2 separate regions of the Homo sapiens genome follow, and region 1 is linked to region 2. A link is a loop called in an ENCODE intact Hi-C map of the cell type or tissue named here. Cell type or tissue: HCT116. All regions are shown on one strand.

Region 1 (8,000 bases), 620 kb after region 2:
AATGGACTACACAGCAAGTCATCTGAAAAAGGAATTTTTAAGGCATAATTTTTGTCCTCTTTAGAATACTCTTTTCCCAAGGCTCAAGTCCTGCATCATAACATTCTTAACCTTGACATGTATTTCTAGATATCAGTGAAAGCTGATCATAAAACTCTGCTGAAAGGAAAAATTCCTTTAAAATAAACCAAAGATAAGGATTTATTTGGTAGGCAAAGTAGTTAAGGGCAATTTGTTTAAATGGTGTAAGACTGTCTATCAGTAAGAAGCTAAGTTGTTCACTTTTAAAAATCACAGTATCTTTTGATTATAAAAACTATAGATGTTATTTTGAAAAATTTCAAAAACACCAATAAGAAAAATAAATAATCAAACACCTAACCACACTACTAGAGAAAATAATTGTTAATATATAGATATCTATCTTTCCAGGGAAAAAAGAGGTCTTGATAAGTCAAAAATTTTCTATATGGAGAAAACTGGCTCAATTTCTGTCATTGACTATTGGTTAACAAATAATAGAGCATTTACTTATCATCCAATCAGAAATAATTCTATTGGTTCTCTAAATCTTGAGAAGACAAACCCAGTTGTTACAGGTTTAGTCAATAACATCTCTGTATTACAATTTAGTGGCTGGACTGAATGTAATCCTTTTGCCTTAACTTCAACAAAACAAGAGAGACATTTACAGTGCACACATAGATGATGTGGGTGGGCATGTTTCTACACATTTTTCTTTCCTCTTCACCAACAAGGTTGTATAAAAATATTTACTGCTTTCCTATAGATTCATGTATGTGGTGTAGTATCCATGTCATGAAGCAGAAGGATGGATTATTCACTGGAGTTTTTATGGCTGCACATTCAAGTGTTTCCCCAGCTGTGTTTACAGCTTTGGGTTTCTAAGCCTCTTGAGAAGTAATCAGTTTTGATCATCTTAAATCCCAAAGTAAATTTTCTTTTCTGGATATTATCCTAGTTGCTAACACAGGTTAGTCTGGCCTATTGAACCATCTTTTACTGCTGTGACCTTCAAAAATGAAAGCTGTGGTTTTGCCCTGAGAAGAAGAAAAGGAGATTTGAAATATGACTCAGATTCTTCCCTGCAAAAGGTGAGGTCTCAAAACTCCTTTGCTCTCTTTTTTTAATTATTATTATTAGACTAGGTACTAGGTCTTATTTTTTGGTCATTTTACTGTGTAAGTCTGGTCTCTTCAAAATAGTGTAAGTCCCTTTAGAGCCAAGATTCTTATATGCTGCTTTTGTATTATAGTTTATATGTTTTATAACTTTCTATAGTAACTGGCACAAGCACAGACTTATATGACACACTCAGTAATACTTGTTTCTTGGCTAATGAGAAGTACAAATGATATTTAAAAGCTTTGACGATTGTAGCTTATGGGTGATTTATAGTCAGGGAACTTTTATAAATGACTATGCTTAATACTTCTTAGTTTAAACATCAGTAACCACACAGCTAGCTACATTTCAAGCCAGGGTGTTTGCTAAAAGATGAGACTCTGCCATTTACCTATGTTATCTTGGGAGAATCAAGTAACCCATCGTTGCCTCCATTTCCTTTATGGAAATCAAAATAACTAATTAACTAAATTAACCAATTAATTAAAGTGAATGGCATATTGATAAGGTTTCAATAAATATTAGCTGCTGCTACTGCTGCTGCTGTTACTACTATTATTACTACAACTACAACACTCTTGACCAATAAGCTCAGTCCACCAACAACTGGAAAGATATTCTCTTCCTCCAGGCTGGGACCCTTGAAAACTATCTACGTGGAAAAGTGAGAGAACAAGGGGACACAAGCAAAGCTGCCCAGGTAGGCCAAATGAATCAGACCATTCATTCTGTGACAAATCCAAGTACTAAGAAAATGAGATAAAAGCAGCAGCAGGTGTCACATGAGATAATCTGGTCAACATATGCTGACTTCCCACCAATCATGTGCTGCTGACCCAGGCGCAGGACACTGAAGAGTAGAAATTAGATGCAGTGCCTGCCTTTGCACTTTTGTCTCCTATGAGCTTTTAAGTGTATGGTATATAGGAGTTATTTGTGTCTATGTAGGGAAGGTGTCTATCTAGGTTTCTAAGAAAAAAAGTAAAAAAGATGTCTCAATATATATAGAAAACTAGAAAAAAGATAGATACTGAATTAAAATATCCAAGCCCACAGAAACGCAAACATCACATGTTCTCACTTATTTGTGGGATCTAAAAATCAAAACAATTGAACTCATGAACACAGAGAGCAGAAGGATGGTTACAAGAGTCTTGGAAGGACGGGGGTGGTGAGGAGCAGGGAGGGCAAATGAATACAAAAAATAGTTAGAAAGAATTAGTAAGACCTGCTATTTGATAGCACAACAGGGTGACTGTAGTCAATAATAATTGTACATTTTAAAATAACTAGAATAGTATGATTGGATTGTTTATAATAAAAAGGATAAATGCTTGAGGGGATGGATACCCCATTCTCCATGATAAGATTATTACGCATTGCATGCCTGTATCAAAACATCTCATGTACCCCATAAATATATGCACCTACTATATGCCCACTAAAAATTTTTTAAATCTAAAAATAAATGAATAAATAATTTTATGTTAAGGTAGTAAAAAAAAATCCAAGGCTCTGTATTAATAAGGCATGGTTGTATTACCAACCACTTCAAAACTCAATACCTTAAAACAACAACCTTTATTATTGTTCACAATTCTGTGGGTTGGCTAAGCTCTTCCTCTATGGGTTTTCATTCAGCTGCCTTTAGCTAGAATGTACAGAATTGCCTCACTCATGTCTGGGAGTTGGCTCTGGCGATTGGCTAGAGCCTCAGTCTTCTTCCTTAAGCCTCTCATACACGAGGGAGCTAGGCTAAGCTTCTCTACAGCATGGCAGTTTCAAGCTTCCAAGAGGGCAAGGGTGGAAGCTGCGAAGCCTCTTGAATACCTAGGCTCTGGAACCCCCACAGTGCCCCAAAGCCAGCCCAGGTAGATTCACGGGAGTAAGAAATACTCCCTGCCTCCTGTTGGGAGAAGCAGCCTCACCTTGCTGAAGGAGTTACACACAGCATTCGCCAACTACTGCTGCATAAGAAACCACCCTAAAAGCGAATGGCTTACAACAACGACTTCTTGCTTCTCCATGATTTATCAGAGGCCATTATTACACTAAATCTCCCACAGCCTGTTTTCTACTGTTTCAATCGTGGCATTTTTCTCCTGTGGGGCATGTGTAATTATCTCTACTGTTTCTTTCAGCAATTAATTCATTTGAAGCATCATGACAAAACTAGGGTCAATGTTTTGAAGGAAAAGGAAAAATATATTTTATTCTCATTCTCGGTGTTCAAAGATGAACAAATTTCGGAATAGCTCCAAAAGTCAACTTGGGATAAGATGAAGAGAATACATGTTTTAGTAAAATAAAAGGGAGCCAGATTCTGAGGTCAGGCCACACCTCTGGAGTCCTCCCTGCACCTGGAGCCTCCTTTGAAGTGAAGGAAATTGCTCCATGACCAGGAGGCTGAAGGAAGCAGACAGATGTGAGCATGGAATGTAAAACTAGCAAGCATTCAGTTGACATCAAGGAGGAGATGAACTCGTGAGCCATAAACAGCGTAGGCTGACCAAAGGTATCTCAAATTAGCATTCTTGGCTGCTTATTACTTTTATTAGACCCTAAAGAATTTCACAACTTAGGCAAGTCTAAAATTCTAAGACCTATGACCTTAAGAGCAATTGGTCATTTTCCTGGGTACCTGTGATGGAACTCTTCACCTTCTGGCTTTTCTAGTGTGGGTGCAGAGGAACCTGACACCCCTAGAAAATCTGCCTAACAGGCCAATTTGCTTTGCCTAGAAAGGTTAGTGTGGGGGTCACTTCACTAAAGGAAGTATGGATGAGAAGGGATAGAGGTAGAGATCCCAAAGGGATATCCATTTCCAGAAGAATCTTGGAGGCTTTCTGAGTGCTGTTTGTGAGATGAAATGGTGTGTCATGGGAGGGGAAGTCTTAGAATAAGCCCCAGAGTCAGTAGTTCTGGAAGTAAATCTGGAAGCCCCAGAGTCAGTAATTCTTTCCTGGAGAATATGTAGGGACAGGGTGGCAAATGGAACAGCAAACTTTCCTGAAAAAGCATCTACAATGGACTTAAATCAACAAACATAAAACAACCCCATTAAAAAGTGAGCAAAGGACATGAACAGACACTTCTCAAAAGAAGACATGCATGCAGCCAACAATCGTATGAAAAGAAGCTCATCATCACTGATCATTAGAGAAATGCAAATCAAAACCACAATAAGATACCATCTCACACCAGTCAGAACGGCTATTATCAAAAAAGGGCCGTCAAAAAATAACAGATGCTGGTGAGGTTGTGGAGAAAAAGGAATGCTTTTACACCCCATTGGTGGGAATGTAAATTAGTTCAACCATTGTGGAAGACAGTGTGGCGATTGCTCAAAGACCTAGAGACAGAAATACCATTAAACCCAGCAATCCCATTACTGGGTATATACCCAAAGGAATATAAATCATTCTATTATAAAGACACATACACCCATATATTCAGTGCAGTGCTATTCACAATAGCAAAGACATGGAATCAACCTAAATACCCATCAATCATAGACTGGATAAAGAAAATGTGGCATATATATGCCATGGAATACTATGCAGCCATGAAAAAGAATTAGATCATGTCTTTTGTGGGAATATGGGTGGAGCTGGAGGCCATTATCCTTAGCAAGGTAACACAGGAACAGAAAACCAAATACCGCATTGGAACAATGCACACTGGGGCTTACTGGACGGTGGGGGGTGGAGGACGGAGAGGATCAGGAAAAATAACAAATATGGATACTAGGCTTAATACCTGGGTGTTGAAATAATCTGTACAACTAAACCCCATGACACATGTTTACTATGTAATGAAACTGCACATCCTGCACAGGTACCCCTGAACTTCAAAGTTAAAAAAAAAAAATTCCTGGAAAGCAGGAGGTTATCTGTGAAACAGAAACCCTCAAACTGGCAAGGTGATTTCTTCATGTATGGAAACACACATTCATATATTTTCATAAATGCATGCATGGGATCAATTTAAACATATGTTCATGTGTACAGTTATGTGTAGGGGGTCTTTTTATTCCTTTTCCTTTTTTGGCTTGGTGCTTCCTCTTCTCTTCCACACATATAAATTCTCCACCCACCCACTTACCCAGAAAGCCCATATTAATAATCTAGTATGTGTCTTTCCTATTTTTACTCATGGCTATATAATCGTAGGTAGACATACACATGCACATACACACACAGGGGCTTTTGTTTTACAAAAATAAAACCATAGCATATACTTTTCACTGCATTGTGCTTTACTCATTCAACGATATCCTTTAAAATTCTTCCTGTCAACTAGCACAACTAATTTCTTCTTTTTTATTTTTTTGAAATGGGGTCTCACTCTGTCAACCAGGCTGGAGTGCAGTGATACGACCACAGATCACTGCAGCCTCAAACTCCTGGACTCAGGCAATCCTCCCAGCTCAGCCTCCTGAGTAGCTAGGAGTACAGACTAGCACTGCCATACCCAATATAGCGAGACCCCATCTCTACAAAAAAAAAAAATACAAAAATTAGCTGGCATACCATACCCAGCTGATTTTTGTATTTTTTTGTAGAGACAGGGTCTCGCTATATTGCCCAGGCCAGTTTTGAACTCCTAGGCTCAAGCAATTCTCCTGCCTCAGCCTCCCAAAGTGCTGGGATTACAAGCGTTAATTTATTCTTAATGACTGTATTTTTCCATCATATGGATATGCCATAATTTATTCAGCTATCCTCCATTACAGAAAACACTTAGCTTTTCTAATTTGCAAAAACAAAACAAAGTAAAGGAAGCAAGCTAAAACACCTTGTGTATGAATCTTTATATTCTGGTGGCTTTGCTTCTATTAGAGTCTGAGGAAGGAATTGCTGGCCTAAAGACTGTCTGTATTTTAAATTGTAATAGATAGTGCCATGCTGCTCCTGCAAGAGGTATTTCCATTCTACCTAAGCTGTATGAAAGTTCTCCCTTACCTACTAACCTGCCAGCAATAAGTGTTACAAATCTTTACAATTTTAGACAATCTGGTGGGTATAAAGTCATATCTTATTGTTTGTTCAATTTGTACTCCCCTCACTTTTGGTAAATTTGAGGATATTTCCGAGTTTCTCAACCCTTCGTATGTGCTTTTCTGTATATTGCCCATTCATATCTTTTGTCCATTTTCCTATTGGTTTGTTCTTGTTTTTCTTGCCAAATCATAACAAATCTTTGCATATTATAAAAATGATAACTAGTGTTCACACTATATAGATTTCTTCAAATCTACCATGGTCTACTGCATTTTTATATTATCTCTGCCTGAAAAGTTATACTGTTTTCAGTCAAATACAGCTATCTTTACTCTCAGAGCTTTTGGCTTCTCAGTTTTTATTGGGAGGGTTTGTCCTACCCCCATTATATAACAGTACATATAATCCACTAGATTTCTTGGTAAGAGCTTTGGTTTACTTTACCTTTTATATTTTTCATTCATATATTTGTAGCGTATCCTTGAGTGTGCAATAAAATTGAGATCCAGTAGGACACTGATTTGAAGATTAGGTTGGTGCAAAAGTAATTGCAGTTTTGCAATTTTAGTGGTAAAAACCACAATTACTTTTGCCCCAACCTAATACGATGGGTTTATAGACAGTTCTAGTAACTAGCGAGGATGTCCCTTACTCCATCTCTACTTATTTTTTCTAAATTACTTGTATTTTCTTTGATATTTATTTTTCTCTAGAAACTTTAAGATCACTTTATCCAATTACCAAAAACAACAAACAAACCCGAAATACCCACTTTGTTGTGATTTTTAGTAAAACACACCACACACATAATCAATTTGTAGAATTTAATATCTTTATGGCATTGAATTTTCCTATCCAAGAAAATGGCACATCTTTCCATTTCTTCATTTCTCCTTTTGCATATTTTAGTATAACTTTGTTGTGCATTTTCTTTTTTGGTTATCCTAAGTATTTCATAGAGGTTGGTTTTTCACTATTTTAGACTTTTTTTTTCATTCCTTTTCTTATTCCTAGAGTACAAAAAAGCTAATGGTATTTTTGCCTGTTTGTAGATCCACCTATTTTATCAAATTCTATTCTTAATTCTAGAAGACTTTTATTAGATTCCTTTGGGTTTTCTAGGTTTACAATCATATCATTTGCAAAAATAGACAGTTTTACCTCTTTTTTCCCCAATGTTTATTCCAGTTTTAAAATTTGCTACCATCAAGTTTCATATCGTATTCTCTTGTAATACTTTCAGTCACTATAGTCTTCTTTCTGCTTTCTGATCTTTTATAATTTTGCATTTCCTCATTTTTAAAAATCAAACTTGTTATAGACATGTATAGAGTTTAGATGTTTTTATATAACAAGTTTAAATTTATTTATATATCCTATTACTTATTTTGCCTTCTATTTCAGTAATTTAAGCTTTTGCCTTTATTTATCTCTCTTTATTCTTCTTCTAATTTCTTAGAATGAAGATTTGGTTTATTTCTTTTTTTTTTTTTTTTTTCCTCTTTGAGACGGGAGTCTTGCTCTGTCGCCCAGGCTGGAGTACAGTGGTGCGATCTCGGCTCACTGCAGGCTCTGCCTCCCGGGTTCACGCCATTCTCCTGCCTCAGCCTCGCGAGCAGCTGGGACTACAGGTGCCCACCACCACGCCCGGCTAATTTTTTTGTATTTTTAGTAGAGACAGGGTTTCACCGTGTTAGCCAGGATGGTCTCGATCTCCTGACCTCGTGATCCGCCCACCTCGGCCTCCCAAAGTGCTGGGATTACAGGCTTGAGCCACCGCAGCATTTTAACTACAAAATTTTTCATATATAGTTTTCACAGAATCCTAGAGTATGTTATAAAGTTCGACCT
Region 2 (8,000 bases):
AGGCTTCCACACTGCTGCGGTGGCAGGCACAGTGGGCCCCAGAGCCAGGCTGGCCAGCCTGATTTACCACAATTAGCAGTAATGCTTGTGTGTTTGTACATATAAATATCAGCCTCCCACTGACAATCCACTCAGCAAACTTCAAACAAGGCCTCCAGAGCCAGCTTGATGTCTTTGGTTTTATCACATTTAGAACCCATATTTCTTTGGCAAGACTTGCCAAAGATGCATCTTTAAAGCTTTCTCCAGCTTAAAAGAAGGGCTCACTGCTTTTCCTGTGCAAGCTCTAAGCAGTGCTTTGCCCTGGCCAGACACTCCCAGATTTCCTTCAGTGCCTCCAGATACAGTGGACCCTCTGCCAGGAAAGATTATTTACTGACATATAAAGTGGCCAATGAGGCCGGGCGTGGTGGCTCACATCTGTAATCCCAACACTTTGGAAGGCTGAGGTGGGCAGATCACTTGAGGTCAGGAGTTCAAGACCATCCTGGCCGACATGATGAAACCCCATCTCTACTAAAAATACAAAAAATTAGCCAGGCATGGCGGCAGGTACCTATAATCCCAGCTACTCGGGAGGCTGAGGCAGGAGAATGGCTTCAACCCAGTAGGCAGAGGTTGCAGTGAGCCAGGATCTCGCCACTGCACTCCAGCCTGGGTGACAGAGCAAGATTCTGTCTCAAAAAAAAAGTGGGCAATGGAAACAGGTCCTCTGAGCAAGCCATCAGGAAGGAAGAGAATAAACATGTGTTTGTTGCTTAAGATTCCAAACCCCAATCTCTGATAACAGTGGTTCCCTGGGTAGAAATCAGGCCTGTTTGTGAACTTTCTTTTTTTCTTTTTTCTTTCTTTCTTTTTCTTTTTTTAGATGGAGTCTTGCACTGCCGCCTGGGCTGGAGTGCAGTGGCATGATCTCAGCTCATTGCAACCTCTGCCTCCCAAGTTCAAGCGATTCTCCTGTCTCAGCCTCCCGAGTAGCTGGTATTACAGGTGCCCACCATCATGGCCAGCTAATTTCTTGTATTTTTAGTACAGACAGGGTTTCACCATGTTGGTCAGGCTGATCTCGAACTCCTGACCTCGTGATTCACCCACGTCGGCTTCCCAAAGTGCTGGGATTACAGGCGTGAGCCACTGTGCTCAGCGTGTTTGTGAAGTTTCATGTCATTACTTATCTATAACTCAGACAGTTTACTCATGAATAATGGCAGTGCTTGCCCCACAGGGAGGTAATGAAGAAAAATGGGAAACATGGGGAATTTCCTCACCTATTAGACCTGTAGTGAGGCTCTCTGGGAGTGAGTCTTGCTGTTCCTGCCACTTTTATCTACTCTAAATGCTCATCCTTAATTAGTAACTGCTATTCTGGAGCTCATCTAAAGTCAGGTGTGCAAATATAAGTAACTGAAACTACAAATTCTGAGAAACATGGCACCATAAGAATCCGTGAGAACAACCCCCTTTGCAGGGAAGAACACTAGATTTCACCCAAATCTTTTCTTCAATCATAATTACTTCCCTCATGCCAACTACATGTTGAACTTCAGCCCCCATTCTCAATAATCACAGCTCAAAAAACATTTGCCATAACTTAGAGGAACAAACTGAGAAAGAGACCCCCCGCCCTGTTGACTCTCAGGCAGGTGACTTGTGCTTTTCCACCATCCTCTTGGCCTTCTTATGCTTTCTCTCAGAAGAAAGGATGGAAATCACATTGGACTAGCCACTGATCCCAAATCTGATACTCTATCCAACTCTCTGAACCTCAGTCTTTTCTTCTAGGAAGCACGACTACCAAGGCCTGACTGGTTGCTTGCCCTGTGGCATTCTTGTAAGGACTAAATTATATAGTTTAATTGAAAGTGCTTTGATTTTCACGACTTTTTCTGCAGACTCCCAAGATATTTTAGATCGGCTCCTTCAACTTCTCCTTAACTAAGAAAGTGAGGGATGCCCCAGAAGCCACATGACTTGCCCTGCACCTCCTACCTCCTGGAGACATGGATCTGAACTCTGATTCAGCCCACACCAGCAGTCCACTCCCATGACCCTGTTACCTCCAGCCTGGTGTGGCTATAAAGACCATTCAAAGATGAGCCAATATATACAGTCACAGAAACAGAGAAACAAATGACTTTGCAGCTACTATCCTTTCTCTTTAACAGGGTGCCATCTCCTGCCCTGCAAACAGAAGTAAAGAGCCATTGGACATGACTCTATAACCAAAGGCAATGTGCAAAGGTAGTGTAAACAGACAGTAGGCAATGCAAGGCTCTATTTCCAGAAGGACTAACAGCAAGACATTCTTCTCCTAAAGCCAGAGAGTTGGCTTCTCAATCACCAATTGCACAGTGCATCCCATTGCAGAACCACTGAATATTGAATTTCACCCCACCCTCACATGATTAAAGACCACAGGAGACTCTCTCACAGCCCCAAAAGCCACTGGTGACTTCAAGATTCAGATTTCCGAGGCTCAGTTAATTTCAGCTCTCCTAAGTTAATTCTAACTGTGAAAATTACACATTTTCCTTTTTCTACGCAGTCTCCTAACTTCAGCCCAGGCAAACCAAGTGCAGGTCTACACTGGTGGAAACTTCTCCCTGTTTTCCAGCAGAGGGTGTGTTTACCAGGACCTCTGCACCCTACCAGAGCCTGTTTTGTTGTTTTGATCTCCCGGAGCTCCATCAGACATTCCAGTAATGGGAGGGGGCTGGAGTGTTTTTAAACAGGAGCCTTTTATGGGACAATCTGGGCTCATAAACATGCCTGCTCTCCTCTCACCATATATTTAACCACGGGAGAATAAAATGACATATCCTTTTGAATATCACCAAACGGGTGTGACTCCTAATGGCACAACCTTAGGAGTAGCAGTAGCAGTTTGAGCATTCGGCTTGAGGTCACCAAGGCCCCGACATAGGTCTCCTCACTCAGAAACGGGAACATCAATGCCCCCCCACTACCCTCCTCACAGGCCAGCTCTGATAATAAGATGTTCACTATGTAAATGCAAAGCATTAACAACCAAGGAGAAACACAACACAAATTTCCACGAAATAAAAATGTTGTCTTCCAGCAATTCTTGTAGCCTCACAGCAAAAGAAAATCAGTCACCTATTACGGTCCTACTGAGCAAAAAATAAATAAAAAATAAAAAATAAAGCACCTTCCTAATGGTCTCCGCGAAGCCCATTCTCACAGCGGGTCGCAGTAGTTCTTACGAGTGGCCAGCAGATGGCAGTGTTGGTCCAAGGACGTGCGTCCACGGGTTGCGACACAGACGCCGCTGCGAGGAATTCTGAGCTCCACTACCCCAAATGTTAATTTCCAGTCTCTTCCTTCCTTAGGTTGTACTTTTAGCTTTCGTGGTGACCTCAGTTGAAAGCCCGCGGGGTTTAAGCAGAAATAGGAAAACTGCTGTTGAAAATGGCTAAATCTCCTCGGGACCCCAGGAGAATTCGGGGACATCTCCCCATCATCCCCATCATCATCCCCATCACCGGGAGCTGGTGCGCCGGGGCAGCGGGGCTTCGGGAAGACGTCTTCGGAGCCGGGAAGACGACGCTGCTGGGCTAGGCCGCAGAGGCTCAGCCGGACTCGCTACTAGGGTTCTGTGCAACCCACGCTCTCGCCACCTCAGCATTTCCGCCCCCTCGGGGCAGGGGGACCGCCTGGACCTCGACGCCGTTCCCGGGCCGCGCTGTCCTATCTGTCCGCGCGCCACCGCCGCCCCCATAAACCAGCCTGGCGAGGGCCGCGACGGCCGCGCAGCTGATTGGAAACGACTGTTACCGTTGCACAATAACGCAGGGTCGTAAAACAAACAAACAGCAACAGGCCGCCCGCGGGGCAAGGGAGCTGGCGAGGGGCTGGAACGCAGAAGACGGCGCCTGCCCCCCAAGAACGCACGGGACCCGTCCTCCTCCACACTCCCCTGCTTCTCCCACATTGAATTACAAGGACGTCCCATTCTCAATCCAAACCCAGAGACCTCGGCCCCCTCTCGTCCACCCGGCGCCTCCCGGGCCCACACAGAGCCTGCGAGGAGTCCACTGGCTGCCCGGAGGAGGGGAAAGGTGACCCAGATTAGCCTCCGCTCCGGGCCCCCGGGGTTCCAGCGCTGCGCTCCACTGAGATAGCGGCGCCGACCGCCCGGGGCTGGGGAAAGCGGGATGCGTCCCCGGAGCCCACTAGAGGGCGCGACAGCCCCGCGAATCTTACCCGGCTCGCCAGCTAGCTCGCCCGCAGCCCAGGCTCCTGGTCCCCGACAGCGCAGCCGGGAGTGCTGCGCGCAGACTTCGCCCGGGAGGCTCTGCGCTCGGACTGTCCAGCCCCCGCCACTGTCCGGCTTCTGACCCCGGGACCCAGAGGAACACTGCGCGGTCCGCTCTCCCTCCCACCTCCACCAAGTCCTCGGCGGCTTGGTTGTCCCGGGGTTGGCGGCGATGCCCAGCCGCTCCGGGGACCTGCGCCCCTGCGCCCCTGCGCGCCGCGCTCTGAACCTCAGAGCTGCAGAGGCCGCTGCGCCCCAGGCACGACGCTCTGCGTTTGCATTGTTTTCAACTGAGACCCGAGAGGGGGCCGGGCGGGTGTGGAGAGAGGGGGGAGAGCGGGAAGAGAATCCGGGCGGGTGGGGGGAAAGGGGCCGAGGGGTTTAGGGTTACAGGAGCTCGCCAGCGCCTCCTATGGGCACGAGAGCCGCACGGCCGTGGGTAGCGGCTCACCGGGAATGCTGAGGAGAGCTAGCATGCGCCCTCTCGGCATTTAAGAACCGTTCCTGGCCGGGCGCGGTGGCTTACGCCTGTAAATCCCAGCACTTTGGGAGGCCGAGGTGGGCGGATCACCTGAGGTCAGGAGTTCGAGACCAGCATGGCCAATATGGTGAAACCCCGTCTCTACTAAAAATACAAAAATTAGCCTGGCGTGGTGGCGGGCACCTGTAATCCCAGTTACTCGGGAGGCTGAGGCAGGAGAATCGCTTGAACCTGGGAGGCAGAGGTTGCAGTGAGCCGAGATCGCACCACTGCACTTCAGCCTGGGCGACAGAGCGAGACTCTTGTCACACACACACACAAAAGTGCCTTCTGGTGCCACCTTGCCCGACACGCGCCATAGCCGCCTCTGCCCCCTCAAGAGTCCGCGCCCACCCGCGCTTGTCGCTCCCCTTTCGCGGGGGCCGAGAAACTGCAGTAGGAGGCAGGGAAGGAGGCGCCCCAAGTCGGGTTTCCCATTATTCCCTCCTACAATCTACTTTTTCAGCCCATCCCAGGTTCGCTCATTGATCAGTTTAAAACAAAAGGAAATGCCGCCGAGCCACTTCAGCAAACGACAACCATCTGGCAGAACCCGAATTAGGGGGAAGTTGGGAGAAGCCATTTGCCCCCGATCCTGCATCTTGCGCCCCAGGCGAGACCGAAAGATTATCTGCCGCCCCAAGGCTGATGCTGCGGTTGGACCCGGCGAGTTAGACCCGGGGAACCCTGAGACCCACACCTTTCGGTCACCGATCCGGCTTTTAGCTCTTTTCCTAGAATTGTCACTTTTCCACCAGCAACGTATAACCTGGTCGCAGCTCCCCGGAGGTCAAAGGGAGTACTTCCCTGTGGGGTCTGCAGGAAGGCGCTGGCCACCACGTCCCCAAAACGCGTCCCGCCGCTGCGCGCCGCCCACGGTCCGTCCCCAGGAGGCACAAAATGGGCCCGCCTCGGCGCCAGACGTGTTTGCAGCTGGAAAGCCCGGCCCAATGCCCCTCCCCCTGCATCCCTCCTCAGTCCGCGTCCCGAGAGGAAACTGGCCCAGGGGCGCAGAGCTGGGAGCCTGGGATCTCCTTCAAGTCCTTCTCGATCTAAGGATTTAAACAAGAGCCAGGGCACCGGGGGCTAACGACGGGTTCATTCTTGGCTTCCCCTCACTCTTGTGAACGAGGTCCAGCTGCACTTGGGTCAACCCAAAACTGCAAGCTCCGAAGCAGGGCCTGACCAGGGCGTCAAAGCGAGCCTGGTCGGCCTTGCGCCTGTCGGGGAGTCGAGGCAGGGCCTCCTCATCTTGAGGGTTGTGGAAAGGAGGAGGCCGAGGAGAAAGGGAGAAGAGGGGATGCAATTCAGCAGTGCCGGGGTCCAGGTTGACCAGATTAGGGGTCGGGGATGGGACAGCGCGGCGGCTGGGGAGGTGCGCACGCCCGGAGAGCCCCTTCCTCCCCTCCTGTGGCTCCGGGGATGTTTGTCCGGTGAGATGCACTGCGGAGGACTGTCGTGCGTTTGCCCTGGATGCTCCCTGCTCCAAAAATCTGTCTAGTTCTTGTCAGGAGCGACCGCGGCGAGGCGAGTCGGTCCAAAACATTGAGCAATTTGGCCTCGGAGCCAAAAAGCCATTTCCCACACCGCCCAGCCCGCGGCTTTTCGGACGCGGGGCGGTAGGGACCTGATATGGGCCCCATCCATGCTTGCCTCCCACCCAGGAAGATGGAGTGAGTGGCAAGTTCTTCCAGGCACTCCTTGCGCACATCCTGAGGTCTTAGCACAATTCGGGGAGCGAAGTGCGGGACCGGCGCTCTGGCTGCGGGAGGGATGCACAACGCACAGCCTGCCAGGCCAGCAAGTCCTTCCCGACCAAGACGCGAGGCCAGGCCATCGGCAGCTCTCGCACACCTGGCCCGGCCCAGGCTCCTGGCTCCCTCTGGCAACGTACTCGGGTTGGGCCACACTCGTCGCTCCGACCTGGCCGACACCCTCCCGGAATAGAACAGCTGATCCCACATATTCAATGCCAAATGGACGCCGCCCGCTCCCTGGGCGCAGCCGGGCGGAGTTAATTTCGTGTGTAAATCTGGTTTCCATGGGGGTAGACAGCAGAGGAAGGAGAAGTACGCACAGACGGCTCTGAAGCCGGCAGGGAGAGGAATGGAAAAAAGGCCAACTAGAGAGGACCGAGCAGCGCTGGGCGAGCTCAGACGGCAAGTGCCACGCACCCCCGCGCGGAGAAGGGTGCCGGGTAGGGGGTGTCCAGGGCTCGGGTGCCCGGAGGGAGAATATGGTTTACCTCCCACCTTTCTGTCTTACCTGCAAACAAGTTTCCCCAGTTCCAAGTCGTCCCTAACTTCCTCACAAGAAGTTCGGCACCTTCCTGGAGACCTTTCCTCTCTTCCTGCCTGCGGCCAGAACTGAGCGAAAGCAGAGCCCCCGGGCAATGCAGAAATGATTCCACCGAGGAGGGGGCGCGGGAAGACAGGCGGGGGCGGGGGCCACGGAGCACAATGAGGGCCCCTTGGTGTGCGGTTCGAAATTCCTCAAATCCCAGTTGCTGGAATGCGAGGCGACGACGACTTCTTCACTCAGGGCCAAATGTGTTTGTCATTATTCCAGACCGCCCGCCCGCGCCGCCGCTGTCGCCCCCGCGCTAGGGCGTGCAACCCGAGCACACTGCCCGGCAGGCACCCGCTCTCCCTGGCACCTCACTGACCCAACAAACCGCTCCAGAGCGCCCCAAACCCTTGCCCACGCCCGCGCGCCTCTGCTTGTCCCGCAGCCGCCTCACCGCCGCGCCAAATCTGGCCCCGACTCTCTCCCAGAGCAGCGCCGTCCAGTAATCACGCGCATTCGGCCGGCTCCCTGTGCTGTAGGCCAACACCGAGGTCCGGTCTCCAGCCGAGCCCAGCCCGCCTCCTGCGCCCCGCAACCCCTTCGCGCGCCCCCCTCCACGCTCCCCTCCACGCTCCCCTCTCCCCACCTCCCCCTGGTCCCCCAGCCGCGCTCCACACCATGGGCTGCAGCGCTGTCCCGCCAAACCGCAGGCGAGGAATGAAAACACTCATTTAAAACCTGTCGCCTTCCAGGACCCACTGCCAAGAAGAGGGCAAACACCTCTGCCTCCACCCCCAGTTCCTTGGTGTTCGGCCCAGTATTCACGAACACCACCCCCACTCCCAAAAGAAACCTCAAAAATGTAAGCCTAAACAATTTCTTTGGGAGGCCATAGGGTTGTTAGAAAAACATTGTTTT

What was found. Peaks named below come from ENCODE experiments on the same cell type or tissue, not always from the same donor. Only the 100,000 strongest peaks of a DNase experiment are listed, where the experiment ranks them.
Region 1: a loop joins it to region 2, with 2.3 times the contacts of the local background. A loop is called at or near these places in 2 of 110 quality-filtered maps.

Annotation. Positions count from the first base shown.
Region 1 is chr4:53,610,363-53,618,362 of GRCh38, reverse strand. It overlaps a transcript of LNX1 not described here. Among named protein-coding and RNA genes, the nearest start is that of LNX1-AS2, 21 kb to the right of the region's middle. In HCT116, CTCF peaks have their summits at 3,331 and 3,532; no DNase peak of the experiment used is centred here; H3K27me3 peaks cover 660 bases.
Region 2 is chr4:54,229,668-54,237,667 of GRCh38, reverse strand. The region is part of intron 1 of PDGFRA (platelet derived growth factor receptor alpha); the gene reads right to left. Among named protein-coding and RNA genes, the nearest start is that of PDGFRA, 4.4 kb to the right of the region's middle. RefSeq lists silencers at 3,136-3,243, 4,205-4,314 and enhancers at 3,308-3,357, 3,865-3,984, 3,795-4,345. In HCT116, CTCF peaks have their summits at 3,236 (motif pointing right) and 4,165 (motif pointing right); DNase peaks (open chromatin) are centred at 3,257 and 4,237; H3K4me3 peaks cover 741 bases.